Linked DNA regions of Homo sapiens: all the other regions are linked to region 3. The links are chromatin loops, found by intact Hi-C in ENCODE. Cell type or tissue: Caco-2. All regions are shown on one strand. Region 1 has its middle 320 kb from the start of KIAA1217. Region 2 overlaps KIAA1217. Region 3 has its middle 12 kb from the start of KIAA1217.

Region 1 (4,000 bases), 310 kb after region 3:
GGTCAAATTGGTGTTATGCTCAAGTTCTTAAATCTAGTCCCAAGGTTTAATGTCAGACAGGTGTGAGCCTGGTAAAATGAGTCACAGAGGTAGTTTAGTAAGCTGTTCTCTGCACATGGCCTGGACGTCCTATGTTAAGACAAGTGGAAATGTTTGGAAAGCTACACAAAAACAATTGCAAACTTGACTGTATTCCGTTTTGCAAATGTAAAACCTGCTAAAAATTTTACAGAGGTTGTCCATTGTTCTCTATTTACAGAGAACCATCTTGCCAATGAAAGAAATCCTAAGTAATGTATCAAAATTTATGAGATTTACACAAAATCACAAAGATAACTATTTCATAAGAGATATATCATAAGCACTGGCCAGTAGCTGGATAATATTTATTTTGGGTTTTTCAAAAGGAAATAAATTCTCAGTCATTGGTAAAACTTTCCAGTTGTTTTAAAATTTCAGGTTCTCTGGGGGTGGAGGTTGCAGTGAGCTGAGATTGTGCCACTGCAATCCATCTTGGGGGAAAGAGTGAGACCCTGTCTTAAAAATAAATAAGTAAACAAGTAAAAACTAAAAATAAAATTTCAGGTTCTTTCAAAGGGTAATCACATCTGGATTGTCACGAAAGCCCAACAAGTTAGATTTTTATTTAAAAGAAACCGAGAATGTATGGTATAAAATGAGCATTTTATAGCTTTATTATAGACAATATAAAAAAATCTCAAGGCTGGTGTGTGTTCACAAATATAATTTTGTTTTTCTTATGTTACTGTGAATATTGAGCCCTCAGGACAGAGATGTGAAAAGCCTCACATTCACATTAGACAGATTCTAACTTAGCCTAATGGTCGCCTATAGCTGTGTTTCTTTTTCTTTCTTTTACAACTCTTTGTTATAAGAACATTAACAATGGAAACATTTCAAAGGCTGTGATTTACAGATTAAAAACTAACAACCCACTGTGTCCCAGCATTGACACAATCTATTTTTTTGCATCCATATCTTTTCTTAAACATAAAACACTTATATAATGCTTTAAATTTTAAAAAAAGACTCTGGCACACATTATTGGATATGATCATCAATATTGTTAGCTGCTATCATCCTTTTACTTCTTATAATTTGGGAAACTGAGTTTCAGAGGAACTAAATGATGTTCCAAAGATAAGAAAGCCAGAAGATGGTAATGCCAAGTCTAAAATCTAGGATTCCTGACTCTTATTCTGTTTCCCTACTAAGTAGAGCCAGAAATATTTTAATGATAAAGATTGAATTAAGAGGGGCCTCAAATCCCTTCAAAATTACATTATTTGATAGGCTTACAGAATAAGGTACAGGAAAATGTATTCTCTACTGGTTACAGCAGTTGGAGAATTTGATTCCAAAATTCAATGTGACTAACATTTTATCTGTAAATTCCTTCAAAAGTTAAAAAAAAAAAAAGTCAACAAGATTGGTTGCTCCTACTACCTTAATGACTACTAATTTGTTATCAAATGACATTTATAAGGAAAATAAATACTTTTAAAATATAAAAAAGCCATAACCACCCAGTCTAAAAGAGGCTATGCTAATAACAGAAGATGTCTTTTAAGAGAATGCACACATGCAAAAATCAACCTCAACCTGAAGTTTGTGTTTCTCCTGTTCAACTGTCATTAAGTCAGTTGCTGGGTTTTCAGTGGGTGAATACGATTTCTCTCTCTGCTGCGCCCTAGCGAGCCTGTTAAAAATGAAACACGTTGACCAAAGCCCAGTAGCTTCCTCCGTCTGATACCCTAATCTGAAAGAGCATTCTGGCCTCTGACTGACATGGCTATTTCTGCAATCACTTTTCCTAAGCATGCTTAACACAGAACTTTTGTCTTTCAGAAACTGTTTTGACTAAAAGGCAACTGACTAGTAGAGTCAGCCATACGTGGACACTGGAGACAATCCTTTTGAATGAACATGAGACACCAGACATTCAAAGGAAAGTGTTTCAGAATAATATTGTTTTCTGATCCAAATGTGAAGATGCCCATGTTAACATCCACACAGTTAGCAATAAGAGGAACACTTGGCTACTGGAAATCAGAAAAGGTCACTACAGGGTCAGCTTTTTTCCTAAAATTATTTGTGAAGGACAGGAGCCAACATCAGAATAATGATTCGTCTACTAACAGCTGCAGACCCTACAGCCACCCTCGGCACTGAAGGCATCACCCACACAATCACACCCAGAGCTGAACAGGAAATACGCGTAAGTACGTTTCAAAGAGCCAGCACCACTTCATGACTGTGAAGTGATGATGGGAAGTAACTCTTTCACTTGGGCATCTTTGGCACCACAAATAACCCACTAAACATGGTTACAACAATTGTTCCTGTTTCAATGATTTGAAAGACAGCTCAATTTGGAATTGATTGTGTTCATGGGTTATCTAGGCACACAGCTTCAAACAAAAATGCAGCACAAAGATCTTTGTGAATATAAGCAGGGGTGAGAAGTTTATTTCCATCCTTTTCCCATTGCTCTGTCATCGACTGAACTCAGTCGCCAGTTGACTGCCACGTGTCCCTGGCTCAACTGTGTGTGGCTCTGTTCTGATCAGTTCCACGAATATTTATCAAGCATCTCCTAAATGCTGAACACAGAGCTACATGCTAAAGACCTAAAGATGAATGAGAGACTTTTCCTGGACTTACGGAGTTCATCCATGGACTTAAGGAGATCAAGTCTATAAAGAGAGAAGAGCATTTGTCATTATAACTTGCTCCCTATGTGGATTTCTTCCAAGACTCTCCCAGGCGAAGTCCTTCACCTTCAAATCTACTCTCTGTCAGTTTCCCCATTTAGAGATTCCAACTTCAGGGCTTTAATGGGGACATGTTGGTCAAAGAGTACAAAGTTTCAGTCCTGTAGGATACATAAGCTCTAGAGTTCTAATGTACAGCATGAGGACTATACTTAATAATATTGTACCGTAGAGTTTAAATCTGCTAAGAGAGTAGATCTTAAGTGTTCTCACCACACACACACAGTAACTATATAAGGAGATGAGTGTGTTAACTAGATTTAGTGTGATAGTCATTTCACTATGTATATATCAAAACATCACAGTGTTCATCTTAAATAAATACAATTTTTATTTACAAACTGAATTTTTAATAGTACACTGTGAACTACAAAACACAAAAAACATTCTGTTTATTCTGTTCTTTGGCTTCTGGAAACAGAAATAGTTCCCTCCCAAAATAGCAATTTAAACTATCAGGAGAGAAGAGTGTGGCAAGACTGGAGAAATGGGAGAAGAGGAAAGGTGGCAGACCCACTCCGAACAATTGTGTTTAAATTAAACTTCTAGTGAGTTGAGGATGGAGTGCTGGAGTTAATGAGTAACTGCAGAGATGGCTGATTATTGACAACTGGGAATTACCAGGTGCCAGACCCTCTACTGTTCCCAAGAACAGGAAACTAGTAAGCAAGTTGCTGGGGACAAACCTGAAGCCTGCATTGAAGGGCAAAGCTGCAGGAATAATTCCTCTAATTCTACCACGTGTCAGTGCTCATGGTAGGATAATTAGAGAGGCAACTGGAAAAGCAAGAGATTATGTTTTATAGTGCCTGAATTTCATTCTTCCCTGGATAATGGTCTGGCCAAGAAAGAGGCCTCCCTACCTTGGAAAATAATTTCACTCCTGAGAATATCAAACTGATAGTGCATTACAGGCTAAATTAGCTGAAGAGATGAAGATGACATGAAATAAGGCTGTGGCTTGCCCGATTGCTGCTCTAAGAAGGGACATGTCAGCAATCGTTAGACTGACAGTATACTTCCCTTGTATTTTCAGTGGTTAGATTTCTCTGGACATCCGCAACATCCTTTCAAGCTTTAGAGTAATCAAGAATGGGTAAGAAAAGTTGCCACCTACATCATTTGTCATCAGGGAAATGCAAATTAAAGCAACAATGGGATGTTACCATATTCGTATTAGAATGGCCAAAATCCAAATCACGGAC
Region 2 (4,000 bases), 120 kb before region 3:
CATTTTGTAGCATGTGTCAGAATTTCCTTCACATTTTATCCATTCTTCCTGGGTTGTGTCCATCCTTTGGCTCCTTTTTTTTCCTTTGAGATGAAGCCTTGCTCTCTGTTACCCAGGCTGGAGTGCAGTGGCGCGATCTTGGCTCACTGCAACCTCTGCCTCCTGGGTTCAAGCAATTCTCCCGCCTCCTGAGTAGCTGGGATTACAGGCATGCACCACTACGCCCAGTTAAGTTTTGTATTTTTAGTAGAGATGGGGTTTTGGTATGTTGGTCAGGCTGGTCTCGAACTCTTGACCTCACGTGATCCATTATGCCCACCTTAGCCTCTCATAGTGCTGGGATTACAGGCATAAGCCACTGTGCCGAGCCTATCCCTTGGCAATTGTGAATAATGCTGCTATGAACGTGGATGTACAAATATCTCAAGTTCCTGCTTTCAATTATTTTGGGTACAGAGAAGTGAAATTGCAGGGTTATATGATAATTCTATTTTTATTTTTTTCTGAGGAACCGCCCCACTGTTTTCCATGGCAGCTGTCCCCTTTCTCTGTAGCATTTTTTTTGTTTTTTTTTTGAGATGGAGTCTCGCTCTGTTGCCCAGGCTGGAGTGCAGTGGTGTGATCTCAGCTCACTGCAAGCTCCACCTCCTGGGTTCACGCCATTCTCCTGCCTCAGCTTCCCAAGTAGCTGGGACTACAGGCACCTGCCACCACACCCGGCTAATTTTGGTTTTGTATTTTTAGTAGAGACAGGGTTTCACTGTGTTAGCCAGGATGGTCTCGATCTCCCGACCTCGTGATCCGCCCGCCTCAGCCTCCCAAAGTGCTGGGATTACAAGTATGAGCCACTGAGCCCGGCCTCTCTGTAGCTTTTAAGATGTTCTTAGGTGACTTATGAGAATGAAAAAATGGAGAATTTTCCGTCTTCCTGCCATGAAATCAATTAATGGCAATTGCTACTGAAAGCTGTTCTGTTTTTAAACAGTAAAAATGACAGTGTTTTCTCAGCCAACAGGAAGTGCTGATTATTCTGATAAATGGATAGATAGGTGCTGTGGTGCTATGAACACTGCCCCAAGGCAATATTTATAGTATAATAGGGGCCTCCTGAAGATAAATAATACTCTAACCAAAAAGGAATAGAAATTGCAAACCAGGATTAGGAGAAATTTAAATGAACTTTATGCTTTTGAGTCACACTTTAAAAACAGCACTCCCAGCCCAAGATCTAAATTCTTAATTGTTCACAACAGACTGCGGAGAAAGTAATCAGCATCAGGCACACAAGTTATATTTGTGATTAGCCATTCTATGTCTGATTTGTGGCTTTTGGGTGGATGGGTACCAATTTATTTTTCCTCTACAGATCTCCATGCATGAAGTGTAATTAGAAATTTGTTTGCATTTTCTGTGGTGTGGAATTAAAAATATAATCTCCTTGGAGTCTTGGAATAGGATGCTTTCCTTGTCCTTTATTTTTTCTTCAAAATAAAAATTTAATAGATGCCAAAGAGCATTTCATATCATACATATAATTCCACTGATTCCATCCACTTTTACCTAATGAAACAACCAGTTACTAGACGATGGTAATTGCAAAAAAAATTTGGGAGTTTTATATGCTAATTATGCCACCTTTGGGTTTTGTCACAGTATTGTATCATTCATGCGGGTTTTAGTTATCTCATGGAAACATTTTCCCGAATGTAGGGTTAACAAAGCTAGATATATGAACTTCCTTGCAGGTAAATTAATTCCAATAAATGTCAAGAGGCTTAAAGTGCTTTGGCAAAGACTTGTGGATTTAATGCTGGCTTGTTAAAACTATGGTTCTGAATACAAGCAGGGCCACACCCCACCAGTGAAAAGCTCCTTTCAAGGGCCAGTTGTTGGGGTCTTGCATAAGTGCGTTGCTAAGGCGCACCCCTGGGGTGGTCTTCAAGGCTTGAGCCAGTGTGAAATTCTCACACTATCCACCAGGGTGCGCTCTAGCCCCCGGGCCTCTTCTACCTCTTGCTCTACGTGCACGTGGCCTTGGCCTCTCCTAACTCCCCAACCATGCAAGCTGTATAGATTATTTTTCTGACTTCTCGCCTATGCCAATTTCATCTCTTAGGTGTAATCATATTTTCCTTGCTGTTCACAGACAGTACATCAATTTTTCCCTGTGTCTCTAGTCTCCCTTTAGAATCTCCTTTCCAAAGCCATCCCCTGCCTTTTTTTTTTTTTTTTTTTTTTTTTTTTTTGAGACAACGTCTCGCTCTGTCACCCAGGCTGGAGTGTAGTGGCATGATTTCAGCTCACTGCAACCTCTGCCTCCTGGGTTCAAGGGATTCTCATGCCTCAGCCTCCTGAGTAGCTGGGATTAGACATGCACCACCACACCTAGCTAATTTTTGTATTTTTAGTAGAGACGGTGTTTCGCCATGTTGGCCACACTGGTCTCGAACTCCTGACCTCAGGTGATCTGCCCGCCTCGGCCTCCCAAAGTGTTGGGATTACAGGCGTGAGCCACCACGCCCGGCCCCAAAGCGCTTCTTCAGCTGTCCCTCCTAGATGTTCTCTGTGAAGCTCTTCTCTGCTGTCTCCACCTCCTGTGCCCTCCACCTGAACTCATCCACTCCCATGACTACTGCTGCCACTCTACCTGCAGCTCCCAAACCGTGCACCCAGGTGTCCTGGATGGGATGCCACAGCGAACTCACAGAGGCACTGAGGGATATTTTAACTTTTTGAGGGAAACACAGCAATACTTGTTACACACTGGGCTAATGATTCACTTCAGGTAGTTCACAGTTTCAACATTAGATCATAAGCATTCTTCTTGTTGATGTCATTTTTGCAACATGAGGTTTTCAGAGGTTGCTGGGATTAAAATGCCAGTACTGCAGAAAAATCAAAGCGGAATAGGAAATGTTGTCCAATCTGATTCCAAGGTCAGGGGAGTTGTGCGGTGCCCAACAGGTGCACACATCCCACTGGTAATTGTAGAAGGCGGAGTTCTCCAGATAAGAGAGGGGGAGGTGTGCGTATACGTGTGTATTCAAGAGAAAACCAGAAAGAGAGAGAGTGATGATTTTAAGGAACTGACTAACATGATTGTGGGGGATGGCAAATCCACAATCTGCTGGGAAGGTCAGCAGGATGGAGACCTAAGGTAGAGTTGATGCTGCAGCTCAAGTTCAAGGACAGTCTAGAGGCAGAATTCCCTCCTCCTCAAGGAAACCTCAGCCTGTTTCAGTCTGTTTTCTCTTGTGGCCTTCAACTTATTGAATGAGGCCTTCCACAGTATAGAAGATAATCTGCTTTACTCAATCAGTCTGTCTGTCTGTCTATCTGTCTATCTATCTATCTACCTACCTATTCATCTATCTATACATCCATCTATCCATCTATCTATCTATCCATCTATCTATCATCTACCTACCTACCTACCTCTCTAATCTAATCTATCTCTATCTAATTATCTATCTAATTATTTAGAGACAGGTTCTGCTATATTGCCCAGGGTGGTCTCAAACTCCTAGCCTCAAGTGATCTTCCTGCCTCCGCTTCCCAAAGTGCTGGGATTGCAGGCATGAGCCACTGCACCCAGAAAACTTACCTATTTAAATGTTAATCTCATCTAAAAAACAAACCTTCACAGCAATACCCAGTCAGGGGTTTGACCAAATATCTAGGCCCCATGCCCTACGCACGTTGATGCATAAAACCAGCCATCACCTAAAAATGAAAAAATACATCTTTTCTTTTGAATTGATGTGATTGTATTTTCAATTGGCCACTAAATTGTTAGGTCATAAATAATTACTAAGTTGTTTGGGCTTTACTACTTAATAAACGGAGCTGTTAGCTGTTTCTTTTAGTCTACAGGAATGCCGTGAACAGAGAAAGCCTAAGAACCTTTAACCTGTACACTGATGGCTGCAGCCCAGATTGTATTCTGGAGTTCCAGACATGCATATTCTACATACATGCCAATATACATGTATATTCTAAA
Region 3 (4,000 bases):
GTGAGCCTCTTTCATGAGATTTATGAGGTCACCAAGGAGTAAGACTAGCTTTATTGTCTCTGAATCCCCATTTCCTACCACAGCCCGAGGCACACACAGATCCTGAGTAAATGCTTTTTTTTTTTTTTTTTCGAGATAAGAGCAGTGGCACGATCTTGGCTCACTGCAACCTCTGCCTCTCGGGTTCAAGCAATTCTCCTGCTTCAGCCATCCAAATAGCTGGGATTATAGGCCTGCACCACCACGCCTGGCTAATTTTTGTATTTTTAGTACAGATGGAGTTTTGCCGTGTTGGCCAGGCTGGTCTCAAACTCCTGACCTCAGGTGATCCACCCGCCTCAGCCTCCCAGAATGCTGGGATTACAGGCATGAGCCACCACGCCCACCCAGTATCCCAAACATTTCCATTTTATGTTGAGGTCAGAATCCGATTAATGAAATCCTGAACACCAAAGAGAATTAGCTGAAGAATTCTCTGTAGCTGAGAAGTGGGGAAGAGAAGGGCAGTAAGCTTCTGGAATCGGACAGAAATATTACCCACTGATAATGGGACTCTTTAAAACAACACAGACTCATAACATGTTTTGAATAATGGCATTCGGTCACATCAGGGTTACCTGGTTTACCAAGGAGAAAACTCATAAGCAACACAGCACAGAGGTGGATGCATATGTTTGGATATTCACTCAATAGGCTCACAGACCAATTCAGAGCACCTGCAAAACCCCAGGAGGGATGTGATAGGAAAGATGATGGAATGATGGTGGATGTGGCAGGACAACTATCCGTCCCATGCATTCCGCGCACCAGGACAGGTGTCAGGTCCATGCATTTCATGCACAAAAAGCTTGAACTGTGTCCTGCAAGCACCATGGAGTCATGAACAAGACAATAGCAGACTAAGGACATGATCAGATTTGTGTTTGAGATAAATCTGTGTGGAGAATGGATTTGAGAGAAGCAGGAAAAGAGATTACAATAAAGTTTCTGTTACAGTAATTCAGGAAAAAATATGTGAGATTTGAAACTAAGGGAATTATAAAGATAAAAAGAAGGCAAAGCTTTGAGAAATACTCAGGAAGTAAAATTGGCAGGATGTAGAAATTAAATTGCACATAGGGTAGTGGAAGTTGGGAGATGCTCCAGACTGCTGAACAAACTCAGGTTATGTTTCAACATTCCGCCTCAGTTCTTTTCCCTGATTGACTTTGGTCAGTGCTACCACAAATAGGCCCAACCCAACTATTTCCAAAACAAGTTCACTGCTCTAATAGGTTTCTGTTGGTACATTCTTTCAATGTCAGCAAGTCAGCATTGCACGTTCTAGAAACAGGGATGAAAATTCAACATTCTGCCAACACCATCTTTTTTCCATAAGTCAGAAATGGCTCCAGGCACATCACATGGCATTAATTTTGTACCATATGCAACTCTGATTGATTACTGGGTGCCGAATTATAAATAGTTGTCAAGAAGTCTAATGACCATTTATCAAAAAAGATGCTGAAACCGTGTATATATGAGTTATAAAGAAAGGATGTGGCAGGGATATTAGTTTAACTAAAAGGTCATTGGTTATATAGATCCCCTCACAGTTCTCAAATTTCTGCCTGTGCCTAGCTGTGTGTTCAGTTTGCTTTGGGTACAATTTCTAGAACTCTGTGCAAACTCTTTCGTTTAACTCCATATCGTAGTGAAGGATGTGAAGTGTAATGATGCTTAGCACCTGGCACGGTGCCTGGCATATAGTAGGCACTCCAGAAATATTTGTTGGGTAAATGAGTGTAAATAAAGGCAACCAACTCTAGGCAGATTCAATCCCCAGGGTGTGAAGCCAGATTTTCCCCTATTAGCCCAGGAGCCCCATAAAACAGCTGGAGGCTACAGGGGAGCAGCGCAGCATCTGCACCTCGGCCCTGTCTCTACGCACCGCTCAGACTGGTTTTGGGGCTTAGATATGCCTGGACCTTCACCTTCCTATGTATTTTATTATTACTTCACTTACTGCAGAGTTAGTGCAATGGAGAAGTCCAAGGGGACGCAACTGTCACCAGCAGGAACGCAAACCCCTGTTTAGGCATATGGCCACTAGGGGGCGAGAGAGTCAAAAGGCTGCATATGAACGTCAGCCTTGCCCTCTTCAAGGTGTAAACTTTTTCCTGAATTTCCAATGAAAGCATTCTTGGATTTCTTCTCCCTAATCATCCCCGATACTTGGTACAGCAAGAATCAGGAATCATAGTAATATTTTACCCCCAAGCAATTGTAAACATCCACTTTTGGCAATGCTTTTTGTTTTCTAATAAAAATGTAAACATGAAAACAGAAATCAGGAAAATTTCCCAAGATTGATTACTGTTTTGAGCTGCCTCCTGTGCAATTGCCTGGAAGCTGTGAGGCCCCAATGTGCTCCTTCCAGGCACTGTGACCAGAGACACTGCGCGTTGGGTGGGGTTGCCAGGGAAAACACAGGATGCCTAATTAATTCAAATCAGGTAACAATAAAGCCTTTAATGTAAGTATGCTCCAACTTGTGAGGGCAGTGTGTGTGTGTGTGTGTGTGTGTGTGTGTGTGTGTTTTGAGACAGGGTCTCACTCTGTCACCCCAGCTGGAGTGCAGTGGTGCAATCATACCTTGCTGCAGCCTTGAACTTCTGGGTTCAAGCAGTCCTCCTGCCTCAGCCTCCCACTAGCTGGAACTACAGGTGCACACCACCACACCTGGATAATTATGTAAAAAAAAATTTCTGTAGACATGGAATCTTGCTGTGCTGCCCAGAATAGTCTCAAACTGCTGGCCTCAAGCGATCCTCCTGCCTCAGCCTCCCACAGTGCTGGGATTACAGGCGTGAGCCACTGCGCCCAGCCAATACATATTTTTTCAATGACATAATCAGCAAAGCCCTAGTTCTTTGTAAAAACTAACAAAAACCAAAGCAAAACCTTTCCTAAGTTCCCTTTCTTAGCACATTTCACCTAAAAGATTTGCTCCTCAGTGGCTCTCCCCAGAGCCACTTCCTTTCCTGGCGGATTAAAAACAATTCTCATTCAGTATCTCGCTGTCATCAGATTTTCCCATATTCTGACTTTCCTGGGAGCATTTTCACATATTATCTTAGTGGCTCTGTTGCCCTCTGATTCCAACCTCCCTCTGTTCTTTTCTGGAGGTAGAAGTCCTGAAACAGAAACGCTTATCCCCAGTCCCAACAATTAATCCCCAAAGAACCTTCGAGACAGGGCAGGTTCATGGCTGCCTCGTCCACAAAAGCCCTGTTTTCTGGGTTCCTTGTCTTGGGCAACCTGCAGAGTCAGAGCCATCATTGAAGGATGATTTGGGCTTCAGCTGGAACAAGGAGAAATACTCCTGAGCCATCTCCTAATGGTTTTCTCGGTCAGGGTCTGGATTAAGAAGACATGGCATCTTGTAGCTGGAAATACAGGAAGCTTAATAAAAGGCACTGCAGAGTTTCCATGGGACTGGACAGGGTTTTGATCATACTTCCAGGGATGCTGCAGTCCAGGGACAGGGACTCTTACTTCTCCTAGGCCTGAAGGAGCAAGAGGAGAAAGCTCATTCCCCAGCCCAGAGAGAGAGTCAAGGGGAGGGTTGCCTGGAGGAATCTGCCTTCCCTGGAAGAATACAGCCCACCCAGGGTGGCCTGGCAGGGAGGGGACCAGGAGAGGAGGAAGACAGCCTCATTCTCCTCTTGGCCTCCAGCACTTGGAAGGAGCATGGAGGGATAAGACTGGGGACTTGTTATCCTCGTACAGAGAAGAACAGTCATATACAATAGAAATAAAGACACGGGCTGGACACTGTGGCTCATGCCTCTAATCCCAGTATTTTGGGAGGCCAAGGCTGGAGGATCACTTGAGGTCAGGAGTTTGAGAGACCAGCCTGACTAACATACTGAGACTCTTCTCTCTAAAAAAAAAAAAAAAAAAAAAAAAATTTAATTGGCTGGGTGTGACTATAGGTGGTGCATGCCTATAGTCCCAG

What was found. Peaks named below come from ENCODE experiments on the same cell type or tissue, not always from the same donor. Only the 100,000 strongest peaks of a DNase experiment are listed, where the experiment ranks them.
Region 1: it touches region 3 in a loop (19-fold over the local background); 3 of 110 quality-filtered maps call a loop at or near these places.
Region 2: a loop joins it to region 3, with 8 times the contacts of the local background. A loop is called at or near these places in 3 of 110 quality-filtered maps.

What each region holds. Positions count from the first base shown.
Region 1 is chr10:23,884,278-23,888,277 of GRCh38, reverse strand. It overlaps a transcript of KIAA1217 not described here. Among named protein-coding and RNA genes, the nearest start is that of KIAA1217, 320 kb to the left of the region's middle. In Caco-2, a CTCF peak has its summit at 1,710; no DNase peak of the experiment used is centred here.
Region 2 is chr10:24,317,622-24,321,621 of GRCh38, reverse strand. The region is part of intron 2 of KIAA1217; the gene reads right to left. Among named protein-coding and RNA genes, the nearest start is that of MIR603, 44 kb to the right of the region's middle. In Caco-2, a CTCF peak has its summit at 1,961 (motif pointing right); DNase peaks (open chromatin) are centred at 2,001 and 2,999.
Region 3 is chr10:24,194,715-24,198,714 of GRCh38, reverse strand. It overlaps a transcript of KIAA1217 not described here. Among named protein-coding and RNA genes, the nearest start is that of KIAA1217, 12 kb to the left of the region's middle. In Caco-2, a CTCF peak has its summit at 2,080 (motif pointing right); a DNase peak (open chromatin) is centred at 2,074.